2 separate regions of the Homo sapiens genome follow, and region 1 is linked to region 2. A link is an interaction called in ENCODE POLR2A ChIA-PET data of the cell type or tissue named here. Cell type or tissue: OCI-LY7. All regions are shown on one strand. Links, peaks and the distances in the headings refer to the core of each region. The heading gives the core; the rest is flanking DNA.

Region 1 (7,217 bases), core at 918-5,917, 310 kb before region 2:
CTTTACTGAGTATTCCCTATGATCCTGGCACTGTGCTAAGCACTTCATGCAAATTATCTCACGTAAGCCCAGCAGTCTATGAGATAGAGGGTAATTTTGGCTCCTTTTGTTATCGTTGTTGTTGTTTTTTTTTTAATTTTTCATTTTTTTGAGACAGAGTATCACTCCATCACCCAGGCTGGAGCCCAGTGGCGTGATCTCAGCTCACTGTAACTTCCACCTCCCAGGTTCAAGCGATTCTCCTGCCTCAGCCTCCTGAGTAGCTGGGATTACAAGCGTGTGCCACCATGTCAGGCTAATTTTTGTATTTTTAGTAGAGACAGGGTTTCACAATGTTGGCCAGGCTGGTCTCGAACTCCTGACCTCAGGTGATCCATCTGCCTTGGTCTCCTAAAGTGCTGGGATTACAGGCATGAGCCACCACACCTTGCCCATTGTTGTTTCACTATAGAAAAATGTACATTACAGCCAGGAGCAGTGGCTCATACCTGTAATCCCAGCACTTTGGGAGGCCGAGGCAAGTGGATCACTTAAGGTCAGGAGTTCAAGACCAGCCTGACCAACATGGTGAAACCCCATCTTTACTAAAACTACAAAATTAGCCAGGAATGGTGGTGCATGTCTGTAGTTGCAGCTACTCAGAAGGCTGAGGCAGGAGAATCACTCGAACCTGGGAGGCGGAGGTTGCAGTGATCTGAGATCGTGCCACTGCACTCCAATCTGGGCAACAGAGTGAGACCCTGTCTCAAAAAAAAAAAAAAAAAGGACATTACATAAAATTTACCATTTTAACCATTTTTAAGCATACAATTCTATGGCATTAAGTACATTCCCAATGTTGTGCAACCATCACCATTATCTATTTCCAGAAATGTTTCATTTTCCCAAACAGAAGCCTATTAATCACTTCCCCTCTCCCCTCTCCCAGCCCTTGGTCACTACTATTCTACTTTCTCTATGAATTTGCCTATTCTTGGTACCTCATTTAAGTGAAATCATACAACATTTGTCCGTTCGTGTCTGGCCTATTTCGATTAACATAATGTTTTCAAGGTTCATCTACGTTGTGCCCTGTATCAGAATCTCCTTATTAAGGCTGAGTCATATTCCATTATATGTACAGAGCACGTTTTGTTTATCTACTCTTTCTATAGATAATATTTGGGTTGTTTCCACATTTTGGCTACTATACATGTTATGAACACTGGTGTACAAGAATCTGTTTGAGTCTTTGCTTTCGATTTTTAGGGGTATATACCTAGGAGAGCAATTGCTGGATCATATGGTAATTCTATGTTCAACTGTTTAAAGAACTGCCAAACTGTTTTCCAGAGTGGCAGCATTGTTTCATCACAGCCTTTTAAAAATATAGCAGTTTTTGTGGCTACTTTTCTGATCAGAAAAAATGTTTAAACATTCTGTTTTATGAAAACTGAAATATAGACAACTTTTTTCCTTTATTGGAAATATTTATTTAACAAAAAAAAAACAGAATAAAAAGAATGGTCCTAAGAAACTAATGGTCTATTAATTTTTAGTGGCAATCCATATTTCTAGTGATGCTTTTAGAAAACAATGTAACAAAACATTTAAAAGTCATGCTAATATTACTAATATTTACACCTTGCATCTCAATTGGGTAAGTATCCAATTTGATGCATATCCTAGTAAATTTTTAGGTACCAAACAAAAATTGAACTGATATTCATAACATAATGGTTTATTTATCTATTTTTCCTGGCTATCATGTGCCTTATATTTTCATAATGAAAAAGGGTACCAATTGTTTAAATGTCTTTAAAAACTACCCATCTACCTATATAGCAAGTTTTAACATGATTCTTCGAGTCATCCCTTACCCAAAAAATTCATCTGATTCTCTACCCTGTAATGTATACTTCATATAAACGTCTATAATCCTTTATTCATCACCTTCTATAACGTTATCGGTAGCCTCACTGGTGTTTTCTTCTTTAAATCTGCTACTCTAAAACAAAGTTCAGCCATTTTTTTCTTTTAAATGGCAAGACATTAAATATTCTAGGCTGTACCTGTCATTCGATCAGTCACAACTACTCAAAGTTGCCACTGTAGCACCAATGCAACCACAGATCACATGTAATAAGTGAACATGGTTGTGTTCCAATAAAATTTCAGGCCAGATATGTTACCAACCGCTGCTCTAAAGAAATCCTAAACTAGTATTGTTTAGGTAGAACTAGCAGTTGAGACTAGAATAAAATAGGATATAATTAAATATCAGAAAATTAAATGGTCCTACTTGCAGACCATAATGTATGATTTAAATATTATACTTAGAAATTTACAAGAATGTGTGAACTGAACTGATAAGCTAAAGAATTTCTAGGTTAAAAAAAATCAAACGTACCCACCTATTCAATGAAAAATTGTCTTACTCTTGGGGAAGAGCTTGGGACAATGATCAGATTCCACCATCTGCTTGCAACCAAGCCCATGCAATTACTAGAAAATGTTGGATACTGGCCAGGTGCAGTGGATCACGCCTGTAATCCCAGCACTTTGGGAGGCCAAGGCAGGCAGATCACCTGAGGTCAGGAGTTCAATACCAGCCTCGGCAACATGACAAAACTCCATATCTACTAAAAGTACAAAAATTAGCTAGGCATGGTGGCATGCACCTGTAATCCCAGCTACTTGGGAGGCTGAGGCAGGAGAATCACTTGAACCCAGGAGGCGGAGGCTGAGGTGAGTCGAGATCAAGCCACTGTACTCCAGCCTGGGTGACTGAGTGAGACCCTGTCTCAAAACAAAAAAAACAAAAAACAAACAAACAAACAAAAAAAACTGAAAATGTTGGGTATAAATGATTCAACAAAGGAGAATTTCTCAGAAATTTCCTGTTTGTCTCCTTGGATTTAAACTCAAAATGGTGGCATAAATTGGCCTAATTAATTCAAGTTGAGGGGTAATATTGCAAAAAGACATAAAGAAAAGCTAGAAGAGAATTTATCAATAAACCGCCTTCCTCTCTGCTCTTATTTTATAAAAAGTAAATAGTAAACCCTCAGAAATGAGAGCATTCTAATCTTAAAGTCGAAAAAAAGAAAAATCCCAAAGGAAAAAAAAAAAGTAATAAATCAAAATCAACCTTGTAATAGCCTTTTCCTAAAAAATGAAAGCAGCAAACATAAAAAGACAGACTAAATGAATCTACATCACATTGAAAAATTACAGATTACATCTTTATTACATTGACTGGTTTTTCCTTGGAATCAGATTCCTTGCTGTTCCAATACGGCTTTAACCACTTCTTGATGTCTCAGTTAAGAATGCTTGTCTCAGTTCAGCCTGGAAATTCACCACAGGTGCTTGCTGCTGCTGAGAAGCCTCGGGTATAACTGACATTCTTGGTTCTCAGGAGGTGGTCCTTTTGCGTTTAACTTGGACTTCCACCTCTGGCACGTGCTGGTCTGTAGTCCGTCTCAGGTGTTAGTGATCCCTTGCTCTCTCCAGCACGCCACTGACAGCTCCTCGGGCATCAGAGACCTCTAGCGGCCAGCCGCTCTGCTCTGCCAACAAAGATTTAAACACACACAACACACACACACACACACACACAAAATCCCATTGCCCAGTGAAACACACGTTAATGCAATCTTTCTGGGATTTCTTTTTATGACAATTGTTTCTTCAAATAAAAGTTTTGTTTGTTCCCATGGAATTCTAAACATGCTTTTAAAGGAATAATATTTTAGAAATGTACTTACTTTGAAATACACAATTTTCCAAATAATATGCAGCCGTCAGAAATTATGCTTATGGGAGCTATGTAATAATAATTAATAAAACCTACCATCTATAGACTGCCTACTATATTCCAGAGACTTTACGTACAACAACTCTAATCCTTACAACAACCCTATGTAGCCTTTAGCATTTGACAGAACAGGTTTCGCCAGCTGTGTGGTCTTGCATAAGTATCCAATCACCCTGTCTTCAAGTTTCCTCACCTGTGAAAACAAGGATCTACCAGACCTATCTCTGGACTTACTGAGCATTCAAATGAGCTGATTCACATAAGGCACCTGGAACAGAGCCTGACACATCATAAGCACTCAATACCTGTCTATTATCACCAAAAAGGGGCGTGCCTTAAAATTTAAACATGACAGAATAAAATCAAACCATGACAAGTACCAGAAGAAGATGTAGGTGAACAGTATTATTATAACCCTGGGGTGAGCAAGACCTTTCTAAGCACACTACAAAAGGTAGAGACAGTAAAAGCAAAGGATTAATAAAACTGACCACTCAATGAAAAATCACTTCTGAACAGCAGAAAACACCACCAAGTTAGACGAAAAGCAATAAATTGGAGGAAAAAAAAAAAGGCAGGGCACGGTGGCTCACGCCTGTAATCCTAGCACTTTGGGAGGCTGAGGCAGGCAGATCAACTGAGGTCAGGAGTTCGAGACCAGTCTGGCCAACATGGCAAAACCCCGTCTCTACTAAAAATACAAAAATTAGCTGTGCATGGTGGCACACACCTGTAATCCCAGCTACTCGGGAGGAAGGGAAGGAGAATCACTTGAACCCGGGAGGCGGAGGTTCCAGTGAGCTGAGATCACACCACTGCACTCCAGCCTGGGCGACAGAGCAAGACTCTGTCTCAAAAAAAAAAAAAAAAAAAAAAGATTACATATTTGATGGACAAAAGGCTATTGTCTTTAATATACAGTGAGCTTTACAAGTTAAAAGAAACTTGTAAGTTTTTTTTAAAAAGAAACTTGTAAAGCTCACAGTACATTAAAGGGGAGGGGAGGGCAGTGAGAGATGAGATCAGGGAGGTACCAGGGGTGGGGAGATCAGATGGGGCTCTGTGTATCATGCTAAGGACTTTGGATTCTAAGTGTACAAACACTCAAAGATATTTTCCTTTAAAAATAGGCAAAGAACATAAACAGCAGAGCAGGACCGTTTGATGTGGCCATTTTATCCACAGGGACATTTTGATAAGCCCTGCTGACACAGCTATCCCTAACCTCCAGTCTAGTAGACTTTTCACTTTCTACTTTATTCCTTTCTGCATCATTTAAATTTTCTTCTATAAATGTGTGACTTGTCATCAGGGAAAAAGAAAGAAAGAAAAAACTTATTAGACAAGGTTAGCCTCTAAGAGGAAACCAAATCATCTTTATAAAATAAATTTTATGGTATTAAATATAACATTTGAAACTTAAGTCCTGAGAGAAAAGTTAAGAATTTAGTTGAGCATTTCCTCTATAGCCTAGAGCTGAAAATAAAATATCTTACTGTGTTCCAAATACCCTCCTTCTTCCCCTCCACCTACTGTCTATCTATATCTAATTCATTCATTCATTAGGCTCTTACTGAGCCCCAGCTTTGTGCCAGGCATGGTGCTAGGCTTCAGGACCTCCCAGCGAACCAGAAACAGTCCCTGCCCCCATGGTGCAGACAGTCTCATTGGGAGTTGGAGGAGGAGCAGGTAAAAAATAATTAAATATTCAGGTTAACGATATATTGTCAGGTGTGAGGAAAGGGCGCAGAGAATGGCAGGGGCAGCTGTTTTAGCTACAGTGGCCAGGAGGCCTCCAATGGAGTGATCTTTGAGCAGAGGCATGCAGGAGATGAGGGGACAGTGATGAGGATTTCTAAGAACACTCCAGGCAAAGACCTGAAGCAGGCAGGGGCCTGGTGTGTGTTCGCCAGCATGGCTGGAGCAGAGCCATGAAGGGGGAAGGCAGTGGGAGATGAAGGCAGGGAGTCCCCCGGGGGTGGGGAGATCAGGTGGGGCTCTGTGTATTATGCTAAGGACTTTGGATTCTGTTCCAAGAGCTGGAAAGGTTGACGTGATCGGGGGAAAGCAAGCCCACACAAAGCAGAGGTGTCCAGTCTTTATATTTTTAAATGAAAAAAAAAGAGTAACTTCCATTAAAACAAGTGACTCCTGGTTTTGTGTAATAGTAGACCAAATGGTGCCCAATCCCTAACCATCCCTTACTCCCATATCTAACCTGTACCTCAGAGTGGCAGTGGTTAGCAATAGAGAATTCTTCTGTTTGGTTGTTGTGAAGAAGGAGTTAACACAGTATGTTTGGTGGCTTACTCCTTGCATGTCTCCAAGCCACCCCTTGGGAATGTAGCCTTCAGCATGTTCTTTAGGTCACTGATGGATTGACTGTTTTGTTCTGTACACCTGGAGTAACGCACCATGCCATGGCATCTTGTTAGGGTTGCTTTGCCCAAACATCAAGATTGATGTATGTGAACCTGGTTTCGTTGTTGGAGTCCTGACCACAATCAGTGGCACAGTCTCGGCTCACTGCAACCTCTGCCTCCTGGGCTCAAGTGATTCTCCTGCCTCAGCCTCCCGAGCATCTAGGATTACAGGGACATGCCAACACGCCTGGCTAATTTTTGTATTTTTAACAGAGACAGGGTTTCACCATGTTGGCCGGGCTGGTCTCGAACCCCTGACCTCAAGTGATCTGCCAGCCTCGGCCTCCCAAAGTGCTGGGATTACAGGCATGAGCCACCGCGCCCAGCCTCCTGAGTTTCAATTGCCATGGCCAGTTGTGCATATATGACTAAGCATTCCATCAGAGCCTCAGACCTTGAGACTTGAAACAGCCTTCACTGGGCACAGATATTCCACACATGTCCCTGAAGTTCACTGCTACAAGAAATTGAAAGGGGAACTATAAAGTATTGTAAACTAAAAGAAAAATGAAAAAGCAACATAATTAAAGCTGTGGGATGCAGCTCAAGCAGTACTCAGAAGAGTATTCAAATCACTAAATCCCTATATTAGAAAAGCTGAAAGCCCGCAAATCAATGACCTCAGCTTTGCTCTTAAGAAACAAACAAAAAACGAAACAAAAAAAAAATAACAAATTTAACTTAAAGTAAGCAGAAGAAAGGAAATAATAATGGTAAGGGGAAAAAATCAATAAAATAGGAAATAGGAAAAAACAGAGATAAAGCAATTAAATCAAAAGTTGGTTCTTTGAAAAGACCAATAAAATGTAAAAATCTGTATCCAGAATGATCAGGAGAAAGAAAGAAGATGCAAATTACCAATATCAGAAATAAGAAAGGAGATATCACCATGGATCCTCCAGACATCAAAAGGATAATAAGGGAATATTATAAACAATAAATAAAAAAGAAAAAATAGATAAATTAAACTTTATCAATTTTTTTAAATGGACCTC
Region 2 (7,217 bases), core at 783-5,782:
CTCAAGATTAGTGCTGCTTGGCTTGGCCATCAATTGTGTGATTGGCTGGGCTCAAGTCCTAATTGCTCTGAGCCTCAGTTGCCATATCTGTAAAATGGGGAGAATATAATCTACATCACAAGAGTGGTATGAGAATTAAATAAGATAATACATGCAAAACCCCTTTCAAAAAGTGTTATAACAAGTAAGACATCATTATTGTGTTATTTAAGCACAAGCTCTTGAGGTGGAGCCATGCCCGTGTGTTTTCCTCCCCAAAGGAATGAACACCATGCCTAGCAATTAGTGAAATGAAGGGACTGAGATTGAAGAGTTCTCAACTCGCCTCTCTCAACCCTGACACGGGCTCTCACATGTGACATTGACAAAGGCAGATCCAGATGTGGAAGCCATCATTTCAGCACAAGGAGTTGGCTGCAGCTTATGCACAGTTCCTGGAAGGCCAGCTGTCATGCCATCCCTTTCTCCCAGCTAGCCTCAGCCCGCTAGTGGGGCCCCATAGCCTGTCCAGGAATTGCTGTACTACATGGTCTCTAATAGCACTTCCAGTCAGAATGTTCTAAACTCCAGCTTTTGATGCGACACATTTGGGCTGAGGCAAAAGAGGAAGGAACAGAACCATGCCTTGTGAGGACCCCAGGAAACATGAAGAAGTCATATTACAGTGTTCAATGCTACAGGCAAAGAAACAGCCCCCCACCTTGTTTACCCAGGGCAGGGCAGGCTCGGGTGTTTATTCAATTGCAGAGAAGTGAAGGCTTTATAGTAGCCCACAAAGGACTAGAGAGCGGAGGTGGCAGGTGTGTGAGTGGAAGTGGCTCTGCCTACCTGCTCCGCAGGTCAAGAAGGGAGATAACCAAAACCAGGATGAAAAGAAAAGTCAGGAGGCTCAGACAGAAGCAGGGTAACCTGCCTCATTTGGCCTTTGCCAAATTCCTGCACGAAGATGCCATCATCAGATCTGGAGGAAAGTAACCAGACCATGTGCCAAATCCAGCTGCCTCAATGCAAAACCCTTAGACACATCCACAGAGGAAGAATGACCTACTTTCCAACAACTGGAGCTGCCCCCAAATCAAGTAGGATGCCTTGATTGGTGGTGTTCTCTGCGTTACTGGAGGTGTGTTCATGAAAAGGCTGGCTGGCTACCTGTCAAGAATGCTGTGGAGATCTCTATCTTTGCATTGGGTGGCAAACTGGACCAGGCAACCTCGAAGGTCCTTCTGGTTCCAAGCGCCAATATGTTCCACAGGAAGCTTCCATGCTAGGAAACCAGGTGCCATTAGAGAAGATTAGGTGATACACAAAAGCTCCTCTTCATCCTAACACAAGTGGCTGAGGCCAACAGCTTGACAACTCATTCCTGACCAATCTATTATTGCTCTAGCAGAAGAAAGAGAATTGTTCCCACTCTGTCACATAGTTGATGAAAATTAGCTCAATTACTCTCTTGAGCGTAGAGATGGGTATCATATACACCTCCACTTAAACAGAGCCGGAAATGAGGTTAAGCCGTCTTTGCATTATAGCAAACCTGGACTCTACTACCCACTCAATATGAGGTTATTCAGTTTTAGCTAATAAGGAGACAGCGGATGTTTACCGGCAGCTCAGGATGAATACATCATAGGAGGCAATCAATTGCTGCTTCCAGGGTAGAGGTCAGAGAATGAGAGTGAGAGACAGAGGTGTTCTTATAAAACCCAAAGATGTGCTTTTTGCTCATTTAGAAATCCACTATAGGAATGGGCCTGAACAGTACTCAGTGGAACATACTGATATTAGCATCTTGTGACAGTCTGTGCCTCCGGAATGGTATATCACAGCATTTGATGTGGTCAGAGAAAGCCTGGTTTTCTCTTTGGGCTGCCTGCCTTCTCAACTCAGGTCCAACAAAAATGATGCTACTTTGGGTCACCTCAAAGCTTCACTCCGCCTCTGAATAATCACTGTGGCTTTAACGGATAAAGCAATGCTGTGCCCGTTTCTACTTGAAGTTCTTCTGTTGGTTTGAAGAACCCACTGTACTTCTTTTTAGCTTAGAGGCTGCAAGTATCCCAGGAAAGGCAGCCGATGCCCTCTGTCTTCTTGAACCCAAGATTCTAGGAGAGAGAACCCGTCCTCCCAAAAGACTCGACTCCCTCAAGCCAACCAGAGAACTCCCTGGTATCCAGTTGTCCCATGCCAAGGATGTCACCGTGGCCTTGCCCACAGGTTCAGACTTCTATAAGAAACCGGAGGGCTTGGGCCTTCATGTCCTCCGCTCACCTGCAGGCCAATCCGAACTCATTCAATGTCAACCCAAAGCCAAAGGCTCGGAGCTGGAGTTGAGTGACCCCCTCTGGCAGCTGGAGATCATAGCACCGGGTTTCTCTGGGTCCCGAAGCCTTTGGCTGGCGTAGAGATGCCCGAGGGTTCCCAGAAGCCAAACGGGCCGCGGCGACAGCAGAGCCCCTGGCCAGCCTTACCTGCTCTCCCTTTCCGCCGCTGCTCGTCTTCTTGCTCTGTCAGGTACTCCCCAGTCTGATATTTTCGGCTCTTCTGCCGTCTTCGTTTCTTCCTCTTCAGCAGGCCCTCCTCCTCTTCTTCCTCCTCCTCCTCATTGGTGTCCCACATTTGCCGGGCAGCCTCTGTCCTCCAGGGCATTTCTCGGGCTCGCCACAGGTGCCTTCGGCCCTGGCTCAGCAGAGACTTGTCCTGGGCATGGTGGCTGCGATACTGGGTGTCCCGTTGGGTCTTTCTCACCTTTCGACGCTTAGCTGGGGTGGGGGTTACCTCCTCTTCTTCTTCTGTGGGGAAGACTTCCTGGCTTCCCATGTCACTGTCTGCCATGCCAGCAAAGGAGCTACAGATGCTTCCTGTGGATGGGATGTACAGAGGATGGTCAGGTACTTCTTCAAAGGACAAAGCATGGTGTCGAAGTGAATGCCCTGGACTAGGAGTTTGAAGGTCTGGGTTCAAGTTCAGGCTCTGCCAGTTATTAGCTGTACCGTTCGGGAAAGTTCCTTCAGTGCAGTCTCCTCATCTATAAAATGGGGATACTGTTCTCCCCTTACTGACCTCACAGGGCTGTTTTGAGGCTCAAATAAGATTTTTCACGCATATGTGCTTTACAGAGTCCAATATACCAGACAACATCAAGTATTAAAAACACACACCCTTACTCATCCACGTTACAGTGTCACCTGAATCCACACCCAAAACTCTTGCTTAGCTCTTATAAAGTGCCAAGTATTTTGTGAAGGGCAGGAGAGGGCCACGGGTCCCTGGGAAATCAGGGGCTAGGAGAGGGCAATTGGGGTCTCAGACAGGGCAAGGGAGGATATACTCCTTTTGTGGCACCACCAATCTTGGGGACAGAGCCACCCCGGCCAAGCAGAATCATCACAAGAGAAGAGTCTCAAGAAAAGCGAAGCAAGAAGGAGTCCCTTTCCTGTGATCTGTGACAGAGCCTGGTTGGGTCACGCCCAAATGCACCCAGGCACGCCCACTTCCCTTAAATTGACCCCACCTCCTCCCGACTTGCCAAGAGTTCAGGGGTGGAGCTTCCTCCCAGGCACCTCCCTCCACCCGGTTGTAGCTGTTCCTCACCGCTGGGCAAGCGCTTCCCCCTCCTCCCCCACCACCCCAGGATGGATTGGTACCTTTCCTGCCTTCCTCAGCCACCTTGCCAAGAGGCCATTTTCTCTCTCCACTCTTTCCTTCAACTCTGCTAACAACGAAAGTACATCCTAAATTGGCCTGGTTTCACACTACAGGAGATTTGACACCTTCCTCCTCGGAAGCAGCTGTGAGACACCACCATCTTTCTCCCAAGGCCCAGCTATTAACTCAACAGTCCCCAGACCCAAGCGAAGTCAGCAGAAGAAAGAAATGGTTCGAGGCAAATAGAGTAAGTAGCCCTTGACCAAAGCTTCAAGTTAGTCACACTGCTAAAAGACAGCAAATAACAGCACATTTTCCATTATATAGACTAGGCAAAACAAAGTGTTCTGGTTAATCTAATATTCTGGTTAATACAGAATCATCATAGAGATCACAAAGGGATCACCAATTTCCAAAGAATCAAATACAGTACAATGTGTTTAACACTAAAATGGGACTGGCTGTAATGTAATTGCTCTTTGATAATTCAGAGGACACTTCAGGATTTTGTAAGGCCTCCAGGCCATCATTATGAGCCCCAATTACCACCTCGCTTGCCATGTGCTAAGGTGCCGGTTACTAGAATGTCAGATAACTGAGTTTACACTATACCTTGCTTCCCCATTCTATCCAATTTGCATGGAAATTGGGTGAACTGGGACAACTATCTCCAGCCCTGGATACCAGTGTGGAGGCTAGCAGAAGGTAGTGGTGGCTAGAAAGGGCTAGCTTTTTTTAGTCCCTAGAGGTTGACCAACACAAATTCAGGGAGCCAAATGTGATTCTGCCAGCCCTGACGATTCAATGACTTTTCCAACTTTGAGGCTGCCTGTCACATAGGGCAATAAGACCAAGGTAGAAAGTTAAATGTCTGTGCCTGAGATTAGCCCCAGTAATGACGAGGTGCCAAAGCTTGGAGTTGAACCAGCTTTCCCGAGTGGCACAGGCCTTACCTCTTTCCACCATCAGCTCCCAACAAGAGATGTCAAATCCCTGCTCTGAAAAGTTGAACAAATAATCCTCAAACAGTGGGCAATATTTGAGGACTATTTGTCCCCTGCCCCCACCCAGGGCTCTCTTATCTCTGCAAGGAGCTGGGCATTGTGGCACAGTGAATCAAATTCCCAACTCGACACCTGGGCCCATGGTAAAACTGCTCAACCAGATTTCGATCTCTCTTTTCATAGAAGATGCTGAGAGGGGCCATCACCTTAGTCTCACTCACCAGACTGACTGCGCGTGCGGGTGCTCAGAACCACAGGAATAAAGTCACGGAAACTGCTCTTTGCTTTCTTTTCCAAGGAACCTGGAGTGATGTGTGGTTTGGGGACAGAAGGCAGAAATGTTACAATCAAAGCTTAAAGACCAGAAAGCCCACCTGTGAGGCTCGGGGGAAAGATTGAGAAAGAGTTTGTGTTTACCCTGTGGTTAATCTGGGTTACATTTATTCACTCCCCTTACGTGGCCATCACATATGTGTCTCTTGTAGACAATGAGTGTTTCCAGGTGGTTTTTAAAAACTGAGAGTTTGGTCGCTTTTGCTGATACCAGAAAAGGCAGTGCACAGTATCAATGTGATGGTGTGCCAGAAAGTAGGAAAGTAGGAGGCCCCACTGCCCATAGGACTCTGAGGCTGCTGCACCTCAACAAAGTTCTGCTGGGCATGGTGGCTCACGCCTGTAATCCCAGCACTTTGGGAGGCCGAGGTGGGTGGATCACCTGAGGTCAGGAGATCGAGCCCAGCATGGCCAACATGGTGAAACCCCGACTCTACTAAAAATACAAAAATTCGCCGGGCGTGGTGGCACTCACCTGTAGTCCCAGATACTTGGGAGGCTGAGGAAGGAGAATCACTTGAACCTGGGATGCAGAGTTTGCAGTGAGCCAAGATTGTGCCACTGCACTCCAGCCTGGGTGACAGAGTGAGACTCCATCTCAAAAAAAAAAAAAAAAAAAAAAAAAAAAAGAAAGAAAGAAAGAAAATAAACAAAGTTCTAACTGAGCTGGAGCAGGTCCCAGAGGAGGGCAACCTCAGTGAATCTTGGAGGATTGAGTGAGGTGGGAAGATAGGAACAAGGAGCCAGTGAACAGAGAAAAAACGGCTAAGAACAGATGAGGCCGGACGCAGTGGCTGACGCCTGTAATCCCAACACTTTGGGAGGCTGAGGCAGGGAGATGGCTTGAGCCCAGGAGTTCAAGACCAGCCTGGGAAACATGGTGAAACCCCATCTCTTCAAAACTACAAACATTAGCCAGGTGTAATGGCACATGCCTGTGGTCCCAGCTACTCGGGAGGCTGAGGTAGGAGGATCACTTGAGCTCAGGAGGTTGAGGCTGCAGTGAACCGATATTGTGCCACTGAACTCCCTCTAGCCTGGGAAGCAAAGTGAGACTCTGTCTCAAAAAAAAAAAGAACAGACCAGAAGAGGCAGGTCATAGTCACGTCAGGTGGGCAAGACCATGAACCTGGACTCCTATGCTCAGGAATGCTGGGGATTCTCTCCCTGATAAGGGTGCCCAGAAACTATTAGTGGCAAAACGGACAGGTTAGGGACACATACCAGCCCCGTCATCCCAGATATCCTGTGTGTCCCTAAATGATAATAAACGTTTAAGATTTCTCTAAACTCTCCTAGCTAACTAGCTATTTATTTTTGTCCTTTCAGAATAGCAGTTTTCCAGTATACCCAAAGAAGACAGCGTAATGAACCCCCATTCCGTGGTTTTTGTCTAAATTCTCCTTAAACTTGTTTCTTTGAGCCTAGACCCATCGCGGGGAAATGGGTCGGCTACTGTGTTGTGGGCCTGGTGTTTGTGTCGGAAAACCACTTCCTTCAGCCTTATTCTAGCACCCAGGAGGAGCAGAAGGGGCCCCCGATCCTTGCTCGCTCACCTTAGACTTCAGAGGGGTCAATCATATCTTCTTTCCACAGTGAAGAAGTCTCACTTTTCCAGAGTGAAGGAGTCAGCGCCTGAGCCCCTCTGCCCTCACCACTGTGCCCTGGGGATCCCTCTGCAGCCCAGCCCAGAGGGCCAGGGCCGCGGGGCCTACCTTCCTCGTGGCTGTCGGCTCGTTTTCCTGGAGACTGGGACTCCGGCTTTGTCGGCTTCCGGTGCTTGTGCTTTCCCCTGACTCCATTGTGCTCTTTTCCTGAATCTGAAGCCCCCCTGGGGCTTTTCTTGGTGGATTCCTGGGGGTCACTGGGCAGCTTCCGGCACTGTGGAGAGGTAGAGGGTCAGGTCTGAGGTCAGTTTTGCTTCTTAAGAAAGCTCTCCAGGGGTTGAGCCATGTGTCCCGTTTCTGACCTAGAGGCATGAGCTGCCCAGAGTGGGGGACCAGGGGCAAGGGGCCGTGCACTGCCTTCCAGAGTGGGTGACAGGGGCTCTTTTGGACTGAGTCCAGGGCCCCAGCTAATCCCCATAGGCGTCCACATCCCATCACTTTAAAGAGGTCTACAGAGTCTGCGTTCAAAAGCCAGTGAATAAACACCCAAAGTCATTTTAAAAGGTGCAAAGTCAGGCCCCATACTCTCTGTACCCAAACACCAATGGAGAGACCGGCATTAAACAAA

Evidence for each region. Peaks named below come from ENCODE experiments on the same cell type or tissue, not always from the same donor. Only the 100,000 strongest peaks of a DNase experiment are listed, where the experiment ranks them.
Region 1: POLR2A ChIA-PET joins it to region 2 with 5 read pairs; 1 of 35 experiments calls an interaction of 5 or more read pairs at or near these places.

The regions. Positions count from the first base shown.
Region 1 is chrX:130,327,135-130,334,351 of GRCh38, reverse strand. It overlaps the pseudogene LOC112268303. Among named protein-coding and RNA genes, the nearest start is that of SLC25A14, 9.2 kb to the left of the region's middle. In OCI-LY7, for the core only: CTCF peaks have their summits at 3,349 and 3,549 (motif pointing left); a DNase peak (open chromatin) is centred at 3,511.
Region 2 is chrX:130,020,631-130,027,847 of GRCh38, reverse strand. BCORL1 (BCL6 corepressor like 1) reads right to left here. Exons shown (of 14, transcript NM_001379451.1): 5 at 6,698-6,863; 6 at 4,871-4,951; 7 at 2,469-2,858. LOC124905216 (a long non-coding RNA gene) reads left to right here and starts at 3,750. Exons shown (of 2, transcript XR_007068333.1): 1 at 3,750-3,892; 2 at 4,833-4,950. RefSeq lists enhancers at 2,167-2,666, 3,767-3,816. In OCI-LY7, for the core only: CTCF peaks have their summits at 2,131 and 2,337 (motif pointing left); a DNase peak (open chromatin) is centred at 3,517; H3K4me3 peaks cover 677 bases.